Regions from separate parts of the Homo sapiens genome. Here region 2 is linked to region 1. Evidence: chromatin loops called from intact Hi-C (ENCODE). Cell type or tissue: heart left ventricle. All regions are shown on one strand. Links, peaks and the distances in the headings refer to the core of each region. The heading gives the core; the rest is flanking DNA.

Evidence for each region. Peaks named below come from ENCODE experiments on the same cell type or tissue, not always from the same donor. Only the 100,000 strongest peaks of a DNase experiment are listed, where the experiment ranks them.
Region 2: a loop joins it to region 1, with 4 times the contacts of the local background. A loop is called at or near these places in 89 of 110 quality-filtered maps.

Annotation. Positions count from the first base shown.
Region 1 is chr10:49,404,913-49,416,867 of GRCh38, forward strand. No RefSeq gene overlaps it. Among named protein-coding and RNA genes, the nearest start is that of DRGX, 15 kb to the left of the region's middle. In heart left ventricle, for the core only: CTCF peaks have their summits at 2,827 (motif pointing right) and 3,685; DNase peaks (open chromatin) are centred at 2,839, 5,659 and 7,854; H3K27me3 peaks cover 999 bases.
Region 2 is chr10:49,505,978-49,517,932 of GRCh38, forward strand. ERCC6 (ERCC excision repair 6, chromatin remodeling factor) reads right to left here. Exons shown (of 21, transcript NM_000124.4): 6 at 1-35. It overlaps PGBD3 (piggyBac transposable element derived 3), which reads right to left. Exons shown (of 2, transcript NM_170753.3): 2 at 9,128-11,144. The coding sequence starts at 11,137. The coding sequence ends at 9,356. Among named protein-coding and RNA genes, the nearest start is that of PGBD3, 12 kb to the right of the region's middle. In heart left ventricle, for the core only: a CTCF peak has its summit at 6,445 (motif pointing left); no DNase peak of the experiment used is centred there.

The DNA of each region.
Region 1 (11,955 bases), core at 2,438-10,437:
ATAATATTTGTGTGTGTTCGTGTATGTGTGTTTACCAATATTATTTCCCCAACTAGACTGTAAATGCTGACTGTAAACAGCAGGTCAGCATGGGCTTAGCAGTGCTGGCACCTAGTAGGCATAAAATAAAGATCTGTTCAATGCATACATTAATAAGACAAGATCTACAGCTTCAAGTCACAGAGGACATAGCCGTGAACAAAGCATTTGGAGATAAGTGCCTCAGACAGCGAACAAAGCCAGTGCCTCCCTGCAGTGCTGGGCTGGTGTCCTTCAGTGCTCTCTGGGACAAGTCAGGCCTTGAATAATCGCATGAATTAAAGAGGGACAATCAATTGTCTCTTCTTTCCTGTATCTGTTACTAAAGGTTGCTGAGGGCCTTTAGAGAGTCACCTTCTACATGGTCATGGGGATACACGGTGTGCGAGCCAGGTGAACACCCTCTCCAGTCTTACAGGAAAGGCTGCAGCAGTGGGAAGGCACTTCTCCCTAGCCTGCTTCTCTTGACTGCACCCACAAACCATCCCAATGGCTACTCTCCCACCACTCTGCAGCTGAAGTCATAGAATGGATATGGGGCTTCATGTCCCAAATCCTTATTGCTGCTTTCCAGCTCTTTGGTTGTCTTAGCTTTTTGAGCATCATTTTTCCCATCTGCAAAGCCAAAAGGATTCCCATCATGGAAGAACTACTGTGTGAAATGGTAACATTCTCCACAGCTGATGGTGGTGGTTAGCAACTGTGACAGCCTTTCAGAAAACAGAGGAGGGGGGCAGCCCTTCCACATCTGCATATCTGTCCTCACTCCTGAAATGCCCCCCGTCTTTCTCTCTCTCCCTCTCTCTCCTTCCTCCTTTTCTCTCTCCTCCTCCTCTTCCCTTTTTCCCACCCTCTCTCCCTACTCTCCCCTCCACTCCCTCCTTCCCTTCCTCTTTCCCTTCCCTCCCACTCCCTCTCCCTCTCTCCTCACCCCTTTCCCTCTCCCCTCCCTTCTGTCCCTCTTCCCCCTTTTCCTTCTCCTCCTGCCTGTCCCCACCCAGGTCCAGACTCTGTCTGGCAACATCTATGCTAAACTCTGCTGTGTCCAAGTAATGCCTACTCCCCATTCCCTGCAATGGCTCTCCCAGGAGCACCTGCCTTGGCTCTCATGTCCTCGCCCCTTTAACCAGGAAATTGTGTTTGGAGTTGGGGGGTAGGAATGCAGAAGGGGTGAAGGGAAGGGGACCCTCATTTCTTACTTTAGGCAAAGGTTACCTTCTGGCTGTCCAGCCAGTGGGAGCATTGAGTTGTTTGGCCAGTGTCAGTATTAGAGTCGTTTTGTATTTTCTAAAATGTGAAAACAATTGCACGGAATGCATCTGGCGGAGGTTCTGGTCCCTTGGAATATCTCACCCCTCACACAAGGATACTTTCTGTCTCTTGTCTGAAGGCAGCTGAACTTATAATCCCTGAATGTATTTTTTAAGTGCTTTGTTTATGGCTGACTTTCCTTTTATTATGCTCTTCAGAAAAAGTTGTCTAAAGGAAAATCAATCAATCAATGAATTAAATGTTTAAAAAAATTTTAACGAAGGACATAAGACAAAAAATTAAAACTAGCAGTGGGAGGTGGCTCATGCCTGTAGTCCCAGCACTTTGGGAGGCTGAGGCAGGCCCAGGAGTTCCAGACAAGCCTGGACAACATGGCAAAACCCCATCTGTACAAAAAATACAAAAATTTGCTGGGCTAATTTTTGTTATTTTCTTAAAATAAATTTTCAGTAGATACATGATCTGATCAAAGAATAAGCATATTGCAGATGCCTCAAATTACTCACAGTCCTTCCTATTTCTGTGAAAGCCCATCAGTGACCATTGGCATGCAAGTATTTTTCTCTTCATCTTCACTTCCACCTTGAGCAACCTTCAGCTCCCCCTCCTTAACCAAGTGGCCCATCCTCTTGGGTGGTGAGACACCCACGAGCACAGCTCCATGTGGAAAACTACATCCATCATGCAAATCCCAGAGGCCTCTGAGTCAGCCACTCTAGTCAGTGGTGGCAAAGTTAGAGCCAGGCAGGGTCTCAGGGACGGCCTGGGATGTTGGACACTTATGTGAGGACCCAGGCCAGGGACAGAGGTCTGTAGGAAAGCCCTGAGCCTCCAGATAGATGCTTCAGTAAAGAGGCTGGCTGGGGGAAGAGGTCATAAGCAGGTAGCCCAAAGCTAAAGGTCTCTGGGGTGGAGCTGGAAGCCTGTAGAGGCAGGTCCTAGGACAATCAGTCATGAGGTCAGGGGTCTGTTTTCCGTGGCCAGGAAAAAAGATACTCACAAGTTCAGATAGTAAAGGAGTCAAGGTCAAGGCTGCTGGCTGTTTCTCCCAGGCAGGGTCATCTAGCATGTGGCATATGGTGGTCCTCAGAGCCTCCCCTGAACCCGCTTGGCTCCTCCCACGGTCTCAGAGGGCTGTCAGCAGCAGATGGGGCTCTCTGCCTACAGCCCTACAGAGAGACTCCTCAGTGGCCATACTTTCTGGGTCACTGGACAGAACTATAAACTCCATAAAAATGTAAATTCAGAGTAGTAACCACTGCCTCCGAGGGAGCACAGGGGAAACAGTGGGAAGCCAGGTAGCCTGCCACCAATCGTGGGAAAAGGGAAGTGGGGGCAGGGAGGGGTCTCTGCATCCCCAACATTCTCCCAGCTCAACTTCCTCAGACTGGGCTGAGAAGAGGCATTAACCTACTTGGTACTTTCTGAAACAGCTGCTGCTGTCCTGAAGTTGCACAGAGCCACCCAGCCCAGAATCATCCTCACTGATTTCAGCCAGAGCCAACAGCTGCCACCAGGTGGCACCAAACTGCAGACGGAGTAGCTCCTTTTCCGCTGGAGAGAGCTTCATGTGGATGGCAGGAGCCAGGGCCAATCTGGGTGTTCCTGCTCCTACTAAGGCCCTGGAACAGCCTGGGGTATCAGAAATTGCAAATGCCTGCTGGGTGGAGAATGGATGGATAGGTGGGTGGATGGAAGGAGGAAGGAGGAATGAAAAAATGGATGGATGAAGGGACAGATGATGGAGTTCATTCTACCTCCCTAGCCCCACAGTAGCTGGGCACCCCTTCTCCTTTAGGTGGGCACCACAGGTGAAGCTGGAGATGTGCCCTGGACCTCACAACTCCAACTCAAGAATATGTCCTCCCAGGTGCCTCTGCCTCTAGCTCCACCTGAGGTACACAGCCTGGAGAGAGGGCCTTTATTGAATAAATTAGTGGGGACAAGGTCTGCCTTCTGTGTCAGGGGGTAGAGAGCAAGAGGTCACTGGGGTGTCCTCACACTCTGCATCACACCGGGGGCAGTCGGGGAGAAAACCCATTCCTGTACCCCGTTCCCACTCCAGCCTGGCCAGACACCATCACCCACCTTCCCACCAGTCCTTGCCCTTCCCACTGTCTGGAAAGCTGCCCCTGGGTGGCCTTCAAGACTCTGGCCCTCACTTCATCCTAATCTCGGCTTAAAGTCTTCTCTTCAAGAGAAGACTTCCGAGACGAAAGAAGCCCAATTCTCGTCCCCACTACTCTCCACCTTTATTCTTGCTTTGGTTTCCTGCTTAGCTGTTAAGTCCTTCTCAAATGCTTTATTGGCACATGCTTGGTGTCTGTCTCAGTGCTCTCATGCAAGCTCCACGGTGCACCCTGGCTTCTAGAACAGCACCTGGCATGCAGCATTTTGTTACGTAAATGAGCCCCAGCTCCCCTACTGGCTGGACCAGCAATAGGCAGCCCCTGGTCCCCATGGCTACCCCCAGCCGGACTCCCCTCCACCAGGAGAGTTCATTATCCCTGAGAAGTTCACCGTTGCAGTAAAAAGGCGACACCTCCTTAATTACCCTGCTAATTACAAGTCCTGTAGTCCTCAACTGTGCACCAACACCGTTGCAAATCTCATTTCCTTGCAAAGTCCAGGATAAACAAATCCAATATATTTTGTTTTAATTATTGCTGTTTAATGGACCATAATGAAACTATAGTGAGGGTGCACAAAAGGAGATCATTTGGAGTATCCACCTGTGCAGGTCCAGTGGTGAGTGGGAGCCTCGATGTTCAGGTTTCATTTACCGTAATCCCAGCTGCCTCTCTGTGCCCAGAAATCCCATCACTTATTTATCGGCCTTGCCTTTGGCTCTGAGCCCGCCACCAGGGCAGGATGTCTGCCCTCCTGGAGAGCAATCTAAAACCCGAGGACCTCGGGGATGGTGGAATTTCTCCACATGCCAGGTGCCTGGATTTGACAAGCCACACAAAAAGGCATTTTGTTTTATCTCAGGGTTTTTTCTTTTTTCCATTTTTACAGGCTAAAACAGTTTATCATACATATATTGACTATATTGTATTTTTTTAAGTTGTTTGTGCCGGGCCAAGGTGGGGGGACTTCCTCTTCTCCGCCTGTTTTCTTTTTGAAAGGTTCATAGCTTGTGAGAGCTTTTAATGTCATAAGGCTTTCATCTTCCATTTGTCATCTGTGACACAGATGTTTTTCCCAATTTCTTGTGTGGCAGTGGTTGTGTGTCCACTCACATGACAGTCTCAACTGCCTCGGCCCTTTTAGTCTTGGTGAGGGTGGGAGACAGCCCCCAAGGCCCCATTCCCCCAGAAAGTCCTTGCGGCAGGAACATCAGAGCTCCACCAGTTGGGTGAGGTAGCACCCGGCACTGATTCTCTGGCTACCCAAGAAGAGAGACCCTCTCCTTGCCAACCCCAGCAGGGCCTGTCTCACCCATCTTCCCCCCAAGGGCCTTCCTCCTTCCTGCCCTCCTGCATCCCTGGCTCTTCAACCTCTTTATTCCCATCTTGCATTCAGGCTCCTGGCTTTTTGAGTCTTTGTTTCTACTTAGGAAGGGATTAGGGGAGGACAAAACAACCTGGGACACCAAAGAGGGAAGAAAGGGGAAAGAAATCTGCAAGAAAGCCACACAGTCCAGGAGCGCGTCCAGCAGGACAGCTGGACTTCACCGGTGTGTTTTCTCAGAAAGTCTTCTAAACCCTGTGGCCCTCCCCAGGTCTGCAGGTGGGGCTCCTTTCAGAATTCACCATCATCAAAGGAGCACTAGATGGCAGGATTGGGGGAGGCTGTGTCAGCAGCAGAGGAGGTGGGAGGACCTTTGAGACTGCTGCAGGTGAAGCTGGGCTCTGCAGACCCACATCGGGCTCCTTACTCACTGTCCTTGACCCTAGAGAGCCCAGACAGCCCCAGGAGGAAGTGGCAGATGCCCCTCTCTGGGATTCCTTGGCTCAGCCTGGGGCCGGCCCCGGGCACACAAAAAACCAGAGGGGAGCTGAGGCAAGTAGCGGGCTTATCTGGCTCCTAATTATGGTCCTGGGGTTATTGGGAGAAAGTGGGTCTTGTATGTGCTTCTATCTATTCAATCAACAAACTGTTGCCAGGCCAGAGGGTCCCAGGCATTCCCAGGGTTGTCCTGCTGTGGGGGCACCTGCGTAGTGATGGGACAGAGGGCTCTGCAGGTGCACTAAGGAGTTTATTCCCATTTTGCTGCTGCCAGCAGCCTGTGCTTTTATAGATTCATTCCTGCGGTCCTGTTACCTCCCCCTTATCTTTATTAAGTAGCAGACATGTTCCTAACACCAGGCCTGGGCACTCTGCCCAGCCTGGGCACTGCCAGGCCTGGGCACTGCAGAGGAGTGCTGGCAAAACCAGCTCCCGGGTGCTCCCAGCCCAGCCCCACACCATCTTCTTGGCTGGCTTTTATGTGAACTAGTGTTTGTCTCATCTCCTCACTAGAGATGAGTGTCTCTTGCTTTCTATTTGCTTACTGTGCCATTTATTCCCCCATAAGCCCTTTAAGAGACGTGGTATTTCCCATTCTTTGCAGATAAGAAGCCTGCCACTCACAGAGGTGAGGGAATTTTCCTAAGGTCACACAGCTGGGTGGCCAGGGACAGAGCCAGGTTCAAATGCAGGACTTTGAACATATCCTCGGTTCACAGAGGGCTGGGATGGGACTGTCTTCACCTCCCCGCACCCCAGGTCTGCAGGGCACCGAGAGACTGTCCTTGAATGGCACCTTAGGTTGATCTAGGAACCCTGAGTTAGGAGAAGCCTCAGAGGTCACCAGAACCTCATTCATGCCAGGCAGGAGCCCACCAGGACCTGGCAAATGAAGCCTGAAGATGCCCCTGCCTGGCTGTCCCCACCTTCCCCCACAGACACCCCTGTCTCCCAGTCAGATCCAAAGAACACACAGAACACATCTGCTCTCTTTTTAAATCAGTTACGTTTTTTCTTTTAAATAAAATTATATATCTTCACTGAAGAAAATGTAGAAAACATAGCTAAATAAGAAGAGAATAAAAACCACACATGATCTCACTAATGAGAGAAAAGCTTTCCAGTGTTGACTGTAATGAATTTCTGCCTGGTGTTTTTTCTATACAAATAGTTGTAAACAAAAATAGGATCATATTGTGAAGACTTCTGTGACCAGCTTTTTGAATCAAACAGTGTTGTTGAACATCTTGCTATAAACATCATCTTCAATGTCTTCTCCATAATTTGGATGGATGGATGAATGGACGGATGGATGGATGGATGGATAGATGGAAGGATGGATGGATGGATGGAAGGATGGATGGATGGGTTTGCTTCACTTTAATCTAAGCAATACCACACATCCACAATGGACAACAGAGGAAGTTGTTCTCTTTCCACTACCTGATTGAGAGTGGTAGCTTACTGGCACGGCAGGGCTCTTGTTCTGATTTCATTAGATCTCAAATGGTCTCACTTGGGCTCCAGGAGGGTGGTCAAGAAGAGTGAAGATCAAAAAGGTTTTTCTCTCCACCACTCTGTCCCAGTGGTACAGAAACACAGGTGCCACTGGCCACCAGCTGTGCAGGGTCTCAGCTCTGCCAGTGACCTGCTTCCCTAAGCTTTATAAATTCCACTGCTGATCACCTGCTAAAGCTGACCAATTCCACCATCTCCCAGTCAGCCAGCCAGGAGAGTTTAGGTTCTGCCCGCAAACCAGGACTTCTGGACCTAAGCTGGGAAGGAGGTGGGGGAAGGCAAGAAAGCTATAAAACTCTTCCTCCTGCTTTAAAAAAACAGGACATCGCCTTGTGAGAGAAATAGCTAAATATGATCACACTGGGCTTTAAGTGGAAAAAAAGAGTTAAAAAGAAAAAGAATGACAAGAGAAGCCTCTGATCCGTTCGTTATTCATTCAATAAATACCAACGGCTGTCTCTGTGCTGGGCCAGTGTTGCCCTGGGGAACCCAGCTGTATGTTTTATGGAATAGAATAACACAGGAGGCAATAGTCCCCCCTAAGCTGGCCCCCATACCTCCCCTCAGCCAGCACCATTCCCAGGATGGATAAACCGAGGCTTAGGGAGAGTCTATGCCTCACCCAAGATCATACAGGGACTTCAATGTCATCATTAAATGAGATCTAGTGCTCTGAGTTCCCAAGTGGATATCATTTCTTCCCACACCATTCCCACTGCTCACCCTACTCAGCAGTCATGAAAAGTCAAGAGAAGCTCATGCCAGGGCGGGACCCTCCCCACAGCCACACTCTCCAGCGCTCTGTTTGCATACTCCCTCAGCAAGACCATCTTCTGTGAGTCCAAGTAAAGGAGTCTGGTGGAGTTGAGCTTGTTGGGGACATAAGCGGGGTTGGAGATGTCAGGGTTCACCTTGAAGTGAGAGAAGAAGGACATGAAGGAGGTGTGATGGGAGGCATTGGTCTTGTGGCCCACTGGGAAGACACACCAACCCTTGCAGTAATTGATTCGGTAGCTTGATGGGTGGTGGGAAGACTCAGCCAATGTCCTGGAAGTCCACTTTGTGTCTCACACTCCTCAGCCACCTGGGCTGGCTGGCGGTGATGTCTGGGGCAGCCAGACACTGGGGCAGACGCTACAGCCCCAAGGGCAGCTGCAGAGCAGTGGAGAGCATCAGAGGGGGCTCAGTATGACCATCCCCATTTGACCCTGCCCTGCACCCCAGCTCCCTTTGCCTGTGCCCCAGCCCTTGCACACCACTTCTGGCCTCACAGGCAAAGCTTTACTGGCCAACCAAGAACCACTTCTGCCTTCCAGGTGGTCCTACCTTTTCCTTACCTCGTGGCCACGAGTAACACAACCAGGAGCCAGGCACTGAGCTGTGTGCTTCCCCGTGTTAACTCTGCACCAGGTGCCAAATGGATGGGAGCTAAACAGGATGCCTGCAGCCACACTGCCTGGATTCAAACTCTGGCTCAGGCTCTTACCAGCTGAGTGGCCTTTTTGTGCCTTCGTTTTCCTAGCTGTATAATAGTAATAATAATGGTATAAATCTCCTAGGCCTGCTGAGAACATTAAATTCATATGACTTGGTATAAATGACAATTGATTCAGCTCCACATGAGAGGAACCAAATTGACCCCAGCTTAGGCCTCAAGTGATTCTCCCACCTAGCCTCCCAAGTAGCTAGGACTACAGGTGTGCAACACTACATCTAGCTCATCTTTTTTTTTTTTTTTTTTTTTGGTAGAGACGGGGTCTTGCTGTGTTGCCAAGCTAATCTCAAACTCCTGGGTTCAAGCCATCCACCTGCCTCAGCCTCCCACGGTGCTGGGCTTACAGGGCATAAGACACTGAGCCCAGCCTAATACCATATTTTTACTGCACCTCTTCTATGTTTAGATACGGTTAGAGACACAGATATTTACCATTGTGTTACAATCACCTGCTCTACTCAGGACAGTAAAAGCCTGTACAAGTGTGTAGCCTGGGTGTGTAGTAGGCTATATCATCTAGGTCTGTGTAAGTACACTCTATGATGTTCACACAACAACAAAATCACCTAATGATGCATTTCTCAGAATGTATCCCCATCATTAATCAACACATGACCGTACCCACAAATTCCCTTTCAGACAAACTGAATGAGCAAGTCATTGCTTCCAAGCCAGTGCACATTTGCAATGGAAAGACAACCCCAATAAACATTTTATCTTTGAATATTAGCAATAGAAAAAATCTTCAATTTTGTGCAGTCTGACATCCCATACCCCAAAGTAGGAACCCAGAGAACAATGTCCCTGATTGCCATTATAGATTTGAGTTCCTAGAGCACCAAGGTGCCCCGCCTCATTGATTGGCATTTTGTGCCTCGGTTTCCCCATCTGTATAATAGCAGTAATACTGGTAAACCTCACAGGCTTGCTGAGAGTATTAAACTCATATGCCTTGGCATGGATGAGCTACTTCTCATAGCCCAAGGCAATATTCACAAGGTTGGGCATTCAGTGGTTTGTGAGGATGCCAAAGGGCCCATTGGTGTTCAGACCCAAGTCCAGCACGATGTGGCCCAGGTTTTCTTGATTTTACTCATTCATATTCTCTAATTTCAGCCACATTCCATCTTTGTATCTAAGATCTACTATTGACTTCACATTTTTCTGTCAATTGCCTCACTTTGGTAACCAAAAGTGTAATTTAAATGGACACTTGGTAGCACTATGATAAACTCAGTATTCTTATGCACACAAGGATCAATATAAAATAAACACATCGTACAAATGATACTCCAATAGCAACGTGCACAAAAAGGGCTCACTGGCTTCTAAATAATATTCCCCACTGCAACAGGGGCCAGGCTTGCAAATGTTACATAAGTTTGAAATTATTTCAGAATGAAGAGTTTAAAATCGGGAGGAGGGAGGAAGGGAGGGAAGGACAGGACTTCTCAGAAGGAGGTCTGATTCCAGCCAGGATACGGAATGTACACAAGGAGCTGTGCCAGGAGGTGAGGACATGGCCAAAGGCAATGGGAGCCTGTCAAAAGGCCACCAGCACTATCTCACAGCAGCTCCTGGCCAAGACTAGGAATATTTGAGCATCAAAATAAATGATGAGGCTAATGGATTATAATCTAGTGAATAAAACAAAATTCCATGAGTCCATTCTGATGGAAATAAATAAGGAGGAGCAGCTCTTCCTTCCAGTAAATGCCGATAATAAATGTAGGAGTGACAGAGTCAGAAAATCCTTTGGCAGCCCTCATAGTAATAATGCATTCAGGCAAAACTCATCAATGAGGTTAAAACACTGGGCAAAAGTTGGATGAGGAATAGGATACTTGCATAATCTCAGAAAGATGTCCCCACAAATTACTTACTGAGCTCAAAGGCGTTAAAATTAGCTTACATTCGCAGGGCCTGGAGTCGACCACCCTACCCAGGGATTTCGGGACAGATGTGCCCCTCCTGATGTGATCAGCTACAGATGCTTCACCCAGAGCATGAGGAAACATCAGGCAGACCCAAACCAAGAGACATTCTGTGAACTCCAAATTGTGAATGTCATGAAGGCTGAGGAAGGGCGGGGGACTATCCCAGCTGCAGGAGACTAAAGGGGTAGATGACCGAATGCAGCATGGGAGCCTGGACAGGCAGGCAGGAGAGCTGCTAAGGACAGTGTGGGAAGAGCTGGCAAAGTGTGAATGTGGATCAGTGTTGTGTCAATGTGAAGTTTCCTGGTTTTGATAACTGTACTGCGATTCTCTAAGAGATCGCCCTTGTGCCTTGGAAAAACATTGAAATATTTAGGCGCAAAGGGGCATGATACCTGCAACTTACTCTCAAACGTTTGGGGAAAAAAAAATGTGTACTTGTGTATGCATGCGTGCATGTATATGTGTCTGGAGAGAGAGAGAGGAGAGGAGAAGAAAGACAGAAGAGGAGAAGGGGAGGAGAGGGAGAAAGAGAGGAGAGGAGAGATGAGGAAAGAAGGGGAAGGGAGAGGGGAGAGAATACAAATGGTAAAATAAATGGAACAAAAACATAAACAGTTGGTGAATTTGGATCAAAAGCTCATGGGAGTTATCTGCCACTCTCATAGCTTTTCCGTAAGTTTGAAGTTATTTCTAAATAGAAACATCTTTAAAGTGAAAGGTATTTGACCGTGTGCTGATCCAGATGCTCTGCTTTGGGCACCACCAAAAGAGTGACAAAGGGATGTGGCTGACAGCTCCCAGCCCCCCAGCACCTGTGTGTGAGGTATCTGGGAGTCCTCCCAACCGTGATCTCCCCACACCTGTAAATGAGCCAGATAGGCTGGAGGAGACTCCTCTGAAATGAGGCATACAGAAGCACCAGGAGTGGTGTCTGGTAGGTCCTGGGTGCTCCATGACACTGCTCCCCTCACCCCTGGACCCCTCTAGTCCAGAAGGTCCAGACCCTCACTGTCTTACATCTGGGTGACATCAAAAGTTAGCCAGCTTTGGGAGGCCAGAGGCATGCTTCTGGCCAAGAGGAGGCTCCCTCCTTCTGACTCTGGGGTAGATCCAAGGAATTTGTGGATTTTACCTGGGGACACAGCACTCCTGCCATGAGCATAGCCCTCACTCCCAAAAGAGAAGAAGAAAAGCTACACATCGTGCCCTTGAGAAATAAGACACAGGTGCAAGAAAAGCTTGCTGTCATGCAAGCAGGGAGGTGGAAGGTGAACGGCCTCTGACCTGGGAAGTCTTGCAAGAAACTGATGTAAAATGAGAGGGGAGAAAGATTTCATGCATGGAAATGTCCAGAGGGGTTATTTATAACAGAAGAAGCTGGGAAATTGATGTTAAGTAAATTAGGATACACCCACTTGATACAATATTATGTGATCCGAAGAACTCTTCAAAGGGGAAAATGATTGGATTAAGACATCAAATGAAAATATACAGATAGATAAACTATAATCTACCATGAAAAACTATAAGAAAAAAGACTGGAAGGAAATAGATCTAGATGTTAATTACAGTCGCTCCTGAGTGGTGCGATCATGGGTGTCTTACTTGCCTCTCCTTTGGACTTTTTGTAGTTCCCATGGGTTATGTTACCTTGTTGCCTGTGGAATAAAATCCAACTGCCTTGTTCCCATTCCTGGCCTTCTGTGATGAGCCCTGGCTCATCACTCATTCCAGCAGTGC
Region 2 (11,955 bases), core at 2,576-10,575, 100 kb after region 1:
TCTCTTTGTCCTGCAGTCTCAGTTTATTCCATCTCCTACCATGAAAATAAAAATCACATTTCCATTATTTTGATCACAAGACAGATTTAAAAAGATAGCTCCTGATAATGTACAAGAAAAAACAGGCAAATTAGAACGGTCTCTTAGGTTAATGCTGCCATTATTACCCAAAACACTGATATTCAAAGAGGAAAAACAATTCTCTTCTCCAGCCATCTCAATTCATTTCTTATGTAAATTATTATAGCTGCTCTAGAAATATTTCTTTAAGGTCTCATTTCATTATCAAAACTACTTGCTCCTCTTCTGGCATACCCTAAGGGAAAATTTCTCTGCTGGTTCGTAAGACATGAAATTAGTCCTAGAAAAGATTCAGTAAAAATTTCAATATAATTGAGTGTCTTCACAACCGCAATACTATGTAACAAAAAATAGATTTATAATTACTATTTCTGTTCTAAAGATATGATAGTCACAGCATAAAACAACAAAGCCCCTTAAACATAAAGCAAATTTGGGGTCAAAATCACTGAATCAGGTTCACATTACTGATTACTTAACTGGGGGAAGAGGCATCAGCAATATACAAGCACTGATAGTGCTACCACTCAAAAAAATGTGTTCACTGAATAAAATCTAAGTTACAAATTTAGTAATATGATACTTTCAGATATAAAATAAGGTGAACACTTATATTTCAGAAGGAAATATATTTCATCTAAATATCTGAAAGTCTTAGCAATACACCAAGGTTGTGGAGAAGGTGCACCCATTTAACCAGACTAATTTTGCATTTACATAACTATAATGGACTCTAGTTGTCGTGAGTGGGGAAAAAAAAAAAGCCTCAAATTCTATTCACTTTCAAAATAAAAAGATGATGTTTTCATTCAGCATGGTGCAACTGATGCTCTGAATTTCACAAAATGGTGGAAATGGAATAAAACAATAATACAGAGAAATGCTTTCAAACTACAATAAAAAAAAAACTCATAGGAAGCGAGTAAGAGCAGCAACACATATAAGGCATTTATCTGCCACTGACTATGCAAGAGTAAGAGAGAATGTCCGAGGGAAGGCAAGAGAAAATGAAAGGGTAATACTACACATGCTGCCTGGCCAAAGGTATGGTGTGTTGTCCAGTATCCATTACAAAACCACACAGAGCCCAATGCTAGTATGTAGGTAGCTACTGGTGGACCTTAAAGCACATCCTCTGATAAACTCTTGCCTTGTTGAAAATTTCAACTCTTCAAGGTAACAAAAGGAAGGGCTAGCTGAAATTTACTTGTGATCAACAAGAACTGGTTATCTGAAATTGCACTACACGGTAGTAAAGGACCTATAAATAAGATCAATGAAGCACTGTTGGTCATTTCCAGAGAAGAACAGCAAATGGAAGAGGCAGTATATGGCCAAGTCTAAGGAAATAGCTATCATCTAACAACAGTTTAATAAGTGATACTTTTTATAAAAAAATTTAATGTCCTTTTTGTGCTTAACTTCTAAAGGCAATCTCTTCTTCTCCACTGGTATTTTTTTTCCTTAAAAATTATCTCCATGCAATGGACAAAATGAATTATCTCTAGGTGGCTATAAAAGTCTTCTGGGTTTCATGTTATTTACAAATTTAGTTAAATGCAATGGTGTACAACAATCGTTCTTGACAGGGGGCAATTCTGTCCCTTCAACCCCACCCTGGGGTAATCTGACAATGCCCAGAGATATTCTTGGTTGTTAGAACTGTGGAAGGAGTCGGGAGGATATACTACTACTGGCATCTTGCAGGTGAGTCCAGGTATGCTGCTAAACATCCTACACCACACAGGACAGCCCCCAAACCCCTCGGTAAAAAGTTATCAAGTCTCAAATGTCAATAATGTCAAAGCCAAGAAGCCCTGGCATATAGGTATCCCTTACTATCAAAACTTAGAAACTGAACAGATATATATACACTTTCCTGATACACATATCTGAATTCTTGATATATATACACTTTCCTGATACACATATCTGAATTCTTGCTACTCACTCTGAAATTCAGCAGTCGAGGAGTTTACATAATGAGAGAGTCCTCGGTATCAAAACTATGAACGCAGAGCCAAACTTCTGCATAACAAAGGATACTTGTATTTAGCAAACTTGTGGATAACATAAACCTTGGAAGAATCACAGCCACTTAAACATACTTCACTTTGCAATTTCTCCAAGATAATTTTACAGAAGGAGAAATAAAAACACCAGAATATATTGCCTTTTGAAGTTTGGCACAAGGCCATTAAATATTTTATATACAGGGTATCACTTTTTAAACTTTATTGATATATGATGACCATTTCCTTAGACTTAGCCAGTCAATCTTTGTGGCTGCTAAATTTCCCACCACATCACTCTGCATCGACAAGATTCAGTTTCCTCCTCCTCCCTCCCTCCTAAAATATACAGGCATCTTGTCGCCACAGAACTCAGCACCTAGGAAACCACATAAGCCACTACAGAAACGATTGCATTCTAGTGCCTTCCGCTTCATAAAGAAAGATGAAAAGGGCCAAACATTTATTCAGTTTGGCTAAAGGATGACTAAAAGTGGTGGGGAAAATCATTATTGCCTGCAAGTATTTGTATCATTGTGAAGACAAATTGCCCCAGTAGAATTATACACATATTAAAGACAGAAAATATCATGGTTATAAAACCACATGCATACAGAGCTCAGGCGAAGAGATTCTTCTGTTACATAAGCAATACTTCCTCATGTGACTTGTAGCCAAAATAGACCTGACCATCTGATGAGGGTCCACTGAAGCAGCACAGCTAAAGATGGGGCCGACAAGTACACCACAACACACTAGGGAAAGGGGGAGAACCAGGTTCATCTGCACATACACAGAAACGTGCCTTCCTCATCCCAGACGCTGCCAAGAGACTTTAAGGGCTCTCTTTAACATGTCTAACCAGCCTGTACTGTAGTCTGGCAGGCTGAGTAGTCTGTCTGGCCAGCAGATATAAAGGATTCTGTATATAAACATCCTGGGTTTGACATATGCAGAAGTGCAGGCCCAGGCACAAAAGTCTGAGCTCAGACTAGCTATAGTCAAATCCTGGTGCCATTTACTAGCTCATGAACCCTCAGCAAGTAACTTAACTTCATCAGCATCTAAGTTTCCTCCACTGAGATGGGGAGAACAGCAGCACCTACTTCACTGGGTTCTGGGAAGGATTAAATAAGGTGTCACATATAAAGCACCTTAGCACAGAACCTAGATTAGGAAGTGCTTAATAAACTACTATAGTATTATATAAAACCACATACATTTTCTGAAATCCTCACGACAACCCTGCAGCAGATACTATTACTATGTTCACTGAAAGAAGAGAAAGCAAGTTACGTATGTGGCCCAATGCAATGTGCATATTGCAACGTACTCTGTTTAACAGAACTACCTGAACATGTATACTTAAACAGAAACTATGATAGCTCATCAAATGGATGCTCAGTTAATTATTATGAATAATGTGCTCACCATAGGAGTAAAGATACCTAGTCTTCAGATGGTACCTGCTGGAATATCTCAATTTAAAAATTCTGTCACAAATTTGTAAATAGTAAACTGTCATTAAGTATGGCAGTCTTTTACATGATAGTAACAAAAATAGATACAGATTGACTTAAAATTGGTAGGGAGTGGGTAAGAATTAAAATCTGGGCCAAGTGAGCTGAAATCTTAAAAATTAGAAATGACCTCAAAATGTCTAAATTCTGTTATTTCAAAAAGTAGACCAGTTAACTGAGAAAAAGCAGAAGGGGGCAGTAAATAGTCCAATATTTACCCTTTTAGAAAACAAATAACTTTTTCATGTTCTCTATTCTCTCATTTTAAAAAATCCACACACGTAATAGTCACAGCTGCAGCCACATAAAACGAAGTGGTGGGCATGGTGTTCACTGGCTGTGTTTCTAGCTCCTCACACAACTGCCAGATTCAGCCTGCTGTCAACTCCACTGGCAGCCAATTACAAGAGAAGCTGGGAACAAACATAAACCTACAATTCCAGTCAGATGCAGACAGAGAAAACACTCCCTGGTTTCCCTACATTCAGGTAGGAATGAGAATCTGGCCCAGGCTGTGGGGCCTGGGGCTGAGACTGCAATAATCATCTGTCAGAAGCAACTCAGACCCAGCACAACCAGTTGAACGACACCAGGAACAATGCTTCCCCCAGTTGTAACCTATTAGGGTGCCGCATCAATGGAACCCTGAAAGCTAGTTGCTGCCATTTAAAGTTAATTTATTTTAGAAGAATTTTCAGCATTCCAAGGATGTTCAAAATAAATAAGTGGAAAGACACAGCTAGCTACCACCGTGCCATACCATGTATGCAGCCTCCTCATCTCTGTGCACCTGCATTCCTGTACTGTCCCCAAATCCTTCCCCTTACATATCCACACATTCAGCAGACCTTTCAAACCCTCACTCATGCAGCACCACCATGCACAGAAACCTCCCATGACCAGCCAGACTTAGGTGTCCTGTCTTCCAAGGGCCCTCCCAATCCCGTGACATCTTGGACACACCTGGGATCTCTACTACAGTGCCCATCAAGTGTAGCATATTGTGAAATCCATACCAGTGTCCTCCACTGGACTGGAAGCCACCTGGGGACAAACACTGTCTTAGCCATTTTTATAGCACTAGAGACTGGTATAATGCCTCCTCATGGCAGACCGTTAAGTGCTGAATGAATGAATGAAGTTCATAATTCGGTTAGGGAAAAGGAAGACACAGACAGAGAAGCGTGACTTGAAAATGGTCAAATGGGGTCATCCAGAAATGGGTTCTGGAAACTTTCTGTTCTGTCTCATTTAGAGCCTACCTCTTGCTGCATTTCCTACTCCTTCTACCCATATGACTTTAAAGCACTGCTCCTAGCTCTGTCCACTGGATAAAAATGGTTAAGGTTCGCTACAAAAAAATGACCCATAATGAGGGTGGCTGCAACATCAGAGAAGTTCTTAATTTAGAATCTTATAACAAAAAAAAAAAAAGATAAGGAGAAGGAAAGCTCATCATTTTGAACAATAAAAAGGTAAATAAATAAAAATTGTGTGAGTGATTTAAGTCTGAGCTCCATTTTTTGGGTTCATCACCAGTAGGTCTCCTCTGTAAGGAGCCTGGTTTCTGCACGCCAGCTGATGGAAAGAACCAGGAGCCCTGAGTTTGCTCCCAAGCTTCCCCAGGACCAGGTGGGAAAGGCTGGACAAAAGAAGCACCTTCTTATGAAAGAATTCTTATGATGGGAAAAAAGTCTAGACTTAAACTATATTTACATTACTAGGAAGGAAATAGTGTTTTTGATGTTCCCACTTTCATTTTTTTCTTTAATCTATACATGTAAAAGTCACAGCTGCACCCAAATAAAGTAAGTGTGTTGTTCATCTTCTTTTTTACTTTTTTTTTTTTTTTGAGACAAAGTCTCACTCTGTCACGTCAGCTGGAGTACAGTGGCACGATCTCAGCTCACTGCAACCTCCACTTTCCAGATTCAAGCAATCCTTGTGCCTCAGCCTCCAGAATAGCTAGGACTACAGGCATGCGCCACCATGTCCGGCTAAGTTTTGTATTTTTTGGTGTAGATGGGGTTTTGCCATATTGGCCAAGCTGGTCTCAGACTACTGACCTCAAGTGATCTGCCTGCCTTGCCTTCCAAAGTGCTAGGATTGCAGGCGTGAGCCACCATTCCCGACCCATCAGGGCATTTTCTAACTCCTAAAGCCCGTCTCAGGCTCCAGTGGTGGTCACTAGAAGAGAACCCAACAACAGACACAGATTTAAGATAACCACAGAGAAGTGAAAACCGAATGTAGGCAAAAGAGGTGCATTACAGGCATTTAACTGGTAAGGGGAGGCCTGAACTTTAGAAAATATAATGTAACATTGTTGAATCTGCCTCCTCCACCACAAAATGAGCCAAATAATGACTTTTTATGAGGACTAAATGAAATTATGTATGTACATTATACTTTTGAAACTACATAAATTTCAGATGCTATAACAGTTGGCAGATTACACAAAAAGATTGAGAAATTTTAATTAATTGCAGGTTAAATGTGAATAAAAAATAACAAATGTCAAAACACCTATTGCAGTCTTGAGCCAGCAGGAGCTCAGTTCAACCCCCAAGCATAGCAGACTGTCATGCTAGCTCACTCCATACTGGTCAGTCAAGATCAGCAGGACATTCCAGTCAGGACATCCTATCATCCAGGACAGCAAGGAGGCTGGAAATCAAGCCAAAAGAGAAGACACAAAAGAGATACAAGAGAAGGATCTGGTACATCTACCTCAGAATACAACTGTGAGAAACCATACTGCAATCCTGACCTACCTACACTTAGAACCAAGGGGCATGTTGCACGGTTTGTCCCCTAGACAGATGTCTAGTGCCCCCTAGTGTGTTCAAAGGAGAAATAATTACATTTCTTCCCAATATTGATACTGTACTTATATTTTTATAGATATTTTATCATTAAGTGGGCCTTAAGCTTATTTTAAAAAAGTATGAAAGGTACCAAAAGCATAACATCAATAAAACAAAGTTTGTAACAGCTAATGATTTTACTATGCCTATGATACGTTGAACAGCCCTTATCCAAAATGCTTGGGACAAGAAGTGTTTTGGATTTTGGAATATTTGCATATACACAATGAGATATGTTGGGATGGGACCCAAGACTAAATACGAATTCATTTATGTTTCATATATAACTTATACACATAGGCTGAAGGTAATTTTATACAATATTTTGTGCATGAAACGAAGTTTTGACTGTGTCTTGACTGAGACCCAACATATGAGGTCAAATATGGAATTTTCCACTTGTGGCATCACGTTGCTAAAAAATTTTCAGATTTTGGATTTTCGGACTAGGGATGGTCAACCTGTAATATCAATTGTTAAACTGCCTTTACTTGTGAAAGGTCACCTTTTCATACGTATGAGTATTCATTATACACCCTCCTTCACGGTTCTCACAGACCCTCATTTCAAGCATCTTACTGCCTTGGTGGAATCTTTGTGGTAACTTTTAGCTAGTGGGCATGTAACAAGAATAGCTAATACTTACGGAGTGCCTGATGTATGCCAAATATCTTATACATATCATCACCCATGAAGAAGGTACTGCTGTGATCCCCATCTTACAGGTGAGTGGATACACAAGACCTCAGAGCTACTCGGCTAGGCTCTGGCACTCACTCCATGGCCCGTGGTGTCTAACCCCTATGCTATATACTGCCTCCTTAAGGAAAGTCAGCTAGCTCTGGACAAGTTTTGTTTTGAGATTACATATACACACATACATACATATTTCTTAATTGGGTCAGAAAACAAATAGTAATTATGACTGACAGTGATACTGGGTACTGGGCACTATTTTAAGTATTTCACATTTATTAATTCATTTAATCTTTACAACCTAATAAGGGAGATACTATATTGTATGAGTCCATTTTCACTGCTATAAAGAAATACCCGAGACTGGGTAATTTATAAGGAAAGAGGTTTAATTGACTCACAATTCGGCACGGCTGGGAGGCCTCAGGAAACTTATAATCATGGTGGAAGGTGAAGGGCACCTTCTTCACAAGGCGGCAGGAGGAAGTGAGTGCAAGCACAGGAAAAACTTCCACTTTTAAAACCATAAGCTCTCATGAAAACTAACTATCGTGAGAACAGCATGGGGGAAACCGCCCCCATAATCCAATCACTTCCCATCAGGTTCCTCCCTTGACATATGGGGACTACAATTCAAGATGAGATTTGGGTGGGGACAGAAAGCCAAACCATATCAATACTATTGTTATTCTCTCTCTCTCTCTTTTTTTTTTAACAATTAAAGCAGACAGGGAGAAAGAAAGGAAGCTGTCCAAGATTACCAATGAGTTAAGGGAAAAGATTCAAACCCAGATAATCAAGTTCCAGAGTCTATATTCCTATCTGTTACATAATACTGTCTTCAAAAAAGTATTTTCCAAACTCCCTAGTACCACCCCTTTTCTCACAGTGCCAGCGAAGGGTCCTCTAACTGCCACAGAACGAAAGCAATTGCACAAGAACAAACCAAATTCTAAAACTTCAATCCAAATGTTGTCTTAAAAAAACATCAGGACTAAGGTTTAAAGAAGGGAAAGATTGCCTTCATTTTTGTACAATAACATGATTCCTTCCCCACCTTAATAGTGTGCAAAGTAAGTCAAAACTCACTCTTCACTACACCCCTGCAAACTTTTCCAAGTAACAGTAAAATCAGTTTAGCAGTTCTTTGAACTATACATAATATAGGCTGAACAATCATGTAATACACATTTTATACTAGACAAATCAATGTACACAACTGCCCATACCAACACACAAAAGGGACAAAATACACATATTAATGGGAATTATCAAATATTAGTTGCCTGAGATCATATTAATAAAATAAACATGCCCTCTCCAAAACTTCAAGGAGGTCACCTACCGTGGTGCTCAAAATTCAAAACAGACCTTACTGCTCTATTGTAATATTTTTATGTTGCAAGGATCATTGTACACAGAGCAGTTTAAATCTACACCGTCTGTAAGGAAAAAGCTGTGTATCATACAGTTAAATCATTCTTAATACAGAGTGACATTTCAACCTCAAGATCATTCTCTACCTATTGCAATATCCATTTAAGAAATTCAACAACAGAGGCACAATGAGTACAATTTGATTTTTAAAAATATATTCAGGCACCAAGCTGGGTATTTAATATAGTTTGCATTCTGTAGTATGATAGGTTTTCTATTTCAGACAGCTAAGAATGCCTTACAGATTAGTCTAATTTGCTAAATTGAGATACTTGGTGTTTTACTTTTCTTATCTTCCTTTTTATGGTCTATCTGGGTAAACTTAATTGGCAAATCTGAGCAGATGAAATACCCTCAGTTAGGAGTGCAGATCTCATGGAGTAAATTAAGACTGATATAGACAATTATGCCCAGAGCCAAGAATGAAAGGTGTGTGCAGAGCAGGAAGCAGAATTAGTCTTCATTTGTGTCTCAGCTTTGTTATTTAAAAGAAGGCAATGTGCTCTCTAAGAAAACATCTTTAACCCATTTATGTCTGAGGTTACAATTTTTTGAATTTTTGCATGAAATTCATATATGTTACCTAGAAAAATTCAAGGAACAAAAATTTGAAGAGAAAAAAAAATTTATTATGTTCCATTGTTATGTGACGTTCCAAAATTGGAACACTAGGCAAAACCACTGCTACACTGTACATAATGTATAAAACTATGTTTCTTATCTCAGGAGGTGGTGACACCTGCTATTCAGTGTGATATTCAACGGAACACTTCACATGTAAGGCAACATCACATTTTTCACATCGAAAAGTTGTGTTCTTATGACATTCAGCGCATCGCGTTTGCTTTCCCTGTTTGACTATCACATGATTTATGCCATCATAACGTGAGTCAATGTTACGCTTCTGAGGTCTTCCTTTTTGGCCAGGTTCTGGAGGATGACCATGGGTCTCCAGATAATGGCATACCACACGTCGACGAAACTCCAGAAAATCCACTGGTTTCTCATCATATGTTTTATGCAATTGCCAAGCATTTTGTAAGACCAGTTCGAAACAGAACAAAAGAGGGCTTGAATACCATTTCTTTCCACGGATTGATGCCCGATACTTATCAATGTTTTCATCAGCTCTGTCTACGCCTCCCATGAACTGGTTATACACTTTGATCATGTTTGGCTGCTGAACTTGTATCTTCTTTTTCAGTTTCTGGGAGTAACGACTGACAAGACACAGGGGATGGATACCAGCACCAGATGAGGCAACAGTGACAACACTGTTATCATTCCATCTGCAGACAATATTGCCTTTGCCATCAATTCGATAATCAAATGTGCCTCTTTCTTTTTTCTTTAAAGCTACATCTGATTCCAGTGGAACTCTGTCAATGTGATCCTTTCTCACTGTACCTGTTGCCTGATGTCCCATTGAACTGAGCTTATCAAGAAGTGCAATACTGGTGAAAAAGTTATTGAATACAAAATGGTATTGTCCAGGGTGTGCCTCTGTAAGTGCCTCACTAAACTGAAGGACAAGTGACGCACCGACACCATATTCCTCATGTTTAGTATTTGGGTTTTTACCCTGATACGGCTGAAACCAGCAAATGTAGCCCAGACAGGTGGCACCACACCAAAACTTATAGCCAAACCGAATGGGCTTTCCCCGAATAAATTGTTTGCACCCGTGACGACCAAAATAAGGAACCATGAATTCATCAAAGCTGAAATATGTTTCATTTGGAACAAATTTCATGCATCTCTCATTAAGTTTGCTTATGAGAGGTCGCAATTTGGAAAATTTGTCCACTGGATCCAAATTTGCATTGTCAGCAACATGCAAATTAGAAAATATAGTTTCAAACCGGTCACGTCTCATGGCAGCACTAACCAGTACATTATGCACATCTGTTCTTTGTTCCCAAAACATACGCCTTCTAGGAACTGAGACATAACCACTCAGAAAAATAATTCCCAGAAAACATTTGAATTCAGAGCTAGTCAAGCCAAGATGTACACCTTTACTGCAAGCATATAAGTTGGAGTACTTGACAATGAGTTCAATGACCTCGTCATCAAGAAAAAGTTCAAGAATTTCTGTGGGAGTTCTCATTACGGTGAAGAAATCGTTTGGTGGTGCTGTAACTCTACCTGCTACGGGTTGTACAGTTAGGTCGGCTTTTTTCCATTTGCAAAGAATTTTTGTCATTTTCCTCCTCCTTGATGGTGGAGGTTGCTGCACAGTAAACGTAGATGGAACTTCATCAGGAGAGTCATCTTTAGGTGCGTATGAGGGATCATCTGAGTCAGACTCAGCATCAGAGCCATCTTGAATAAGATACGCAGCTGTGTGCAACAAAGAACCTGGCAGATTATTTATTGTTCCACCTTCTTCATCTCCTGATTCCTCATCAGAAACAGGTGCTGTAGCATTTTCAGGTGGTTGTATCACTATAGCACTTGCTTCTATGCTGTCATCTGTCTCTAAAAGGTCAGTTATTTCATGTAAACTTAGTGTTCGAGGCATCTTGGGACTAAAACGGAAAAAAGGTATTATTAGTCCTAGTGGTAGTGGTTTTGCCTAGTGTTCCAAAAATGGAACATGAAAAATGTCAAACCCATAACTAATGCAATAATAATACTTTCTGTATTTTCTTTTTACCGCACAATAGCATAACTAGTAGAGAAGTTATTTCTTAAAAATTACTAGTATAGGATGTAGTGCAGTAAAGTTATATGTACCTGTCTTTGGATACTCAAAAATGTTTCTGAAAACTCACATCACTTTTTGACAAGCTCCCAGCATGCCAGTATCTGTAGCAGTAACTAACTCTGTGCACCAAGTGATAACATGTACCCTCAGGAGGCAGACATGTGTGAAAAATCAGACCTTGGCAATGACCTTGAGCAGTAGGGCATGAATAACTCCCACATGCTTAGCGTTCCAATAATGGAACACTAGGCATAAATAGGTTTTAAAAGTGTAACTTTTTCTTTCAACTTATAGATTCCTAAAAGAAAATGAACACAGTCTTCTTTCTTTTTTTTTTTTCTCTCAGGCTCCAGTGATCCACCCACCTCAGCCTCCTGGGTAGCTGGGACTACAGGCGCACATCACCACACCCAGCTAACTTTTTCTATTTTTGGGGTTTCACCATGTTGCCCAGGCTGGTCTCGAACTCTTGAGCTCAAGCAATCCTCCTGCCTTGGCCTCCTAAAGTGCTGGGATTACAGGTATGAGCCATTGTGCCCGGCCAGGCTTATTTCTTGAGAAAAATGAACTCTCAGAGATGTTAAGAACATTCTTAAAATAATTGTATTTAGGTTTCTGGATAAAATCTCAAA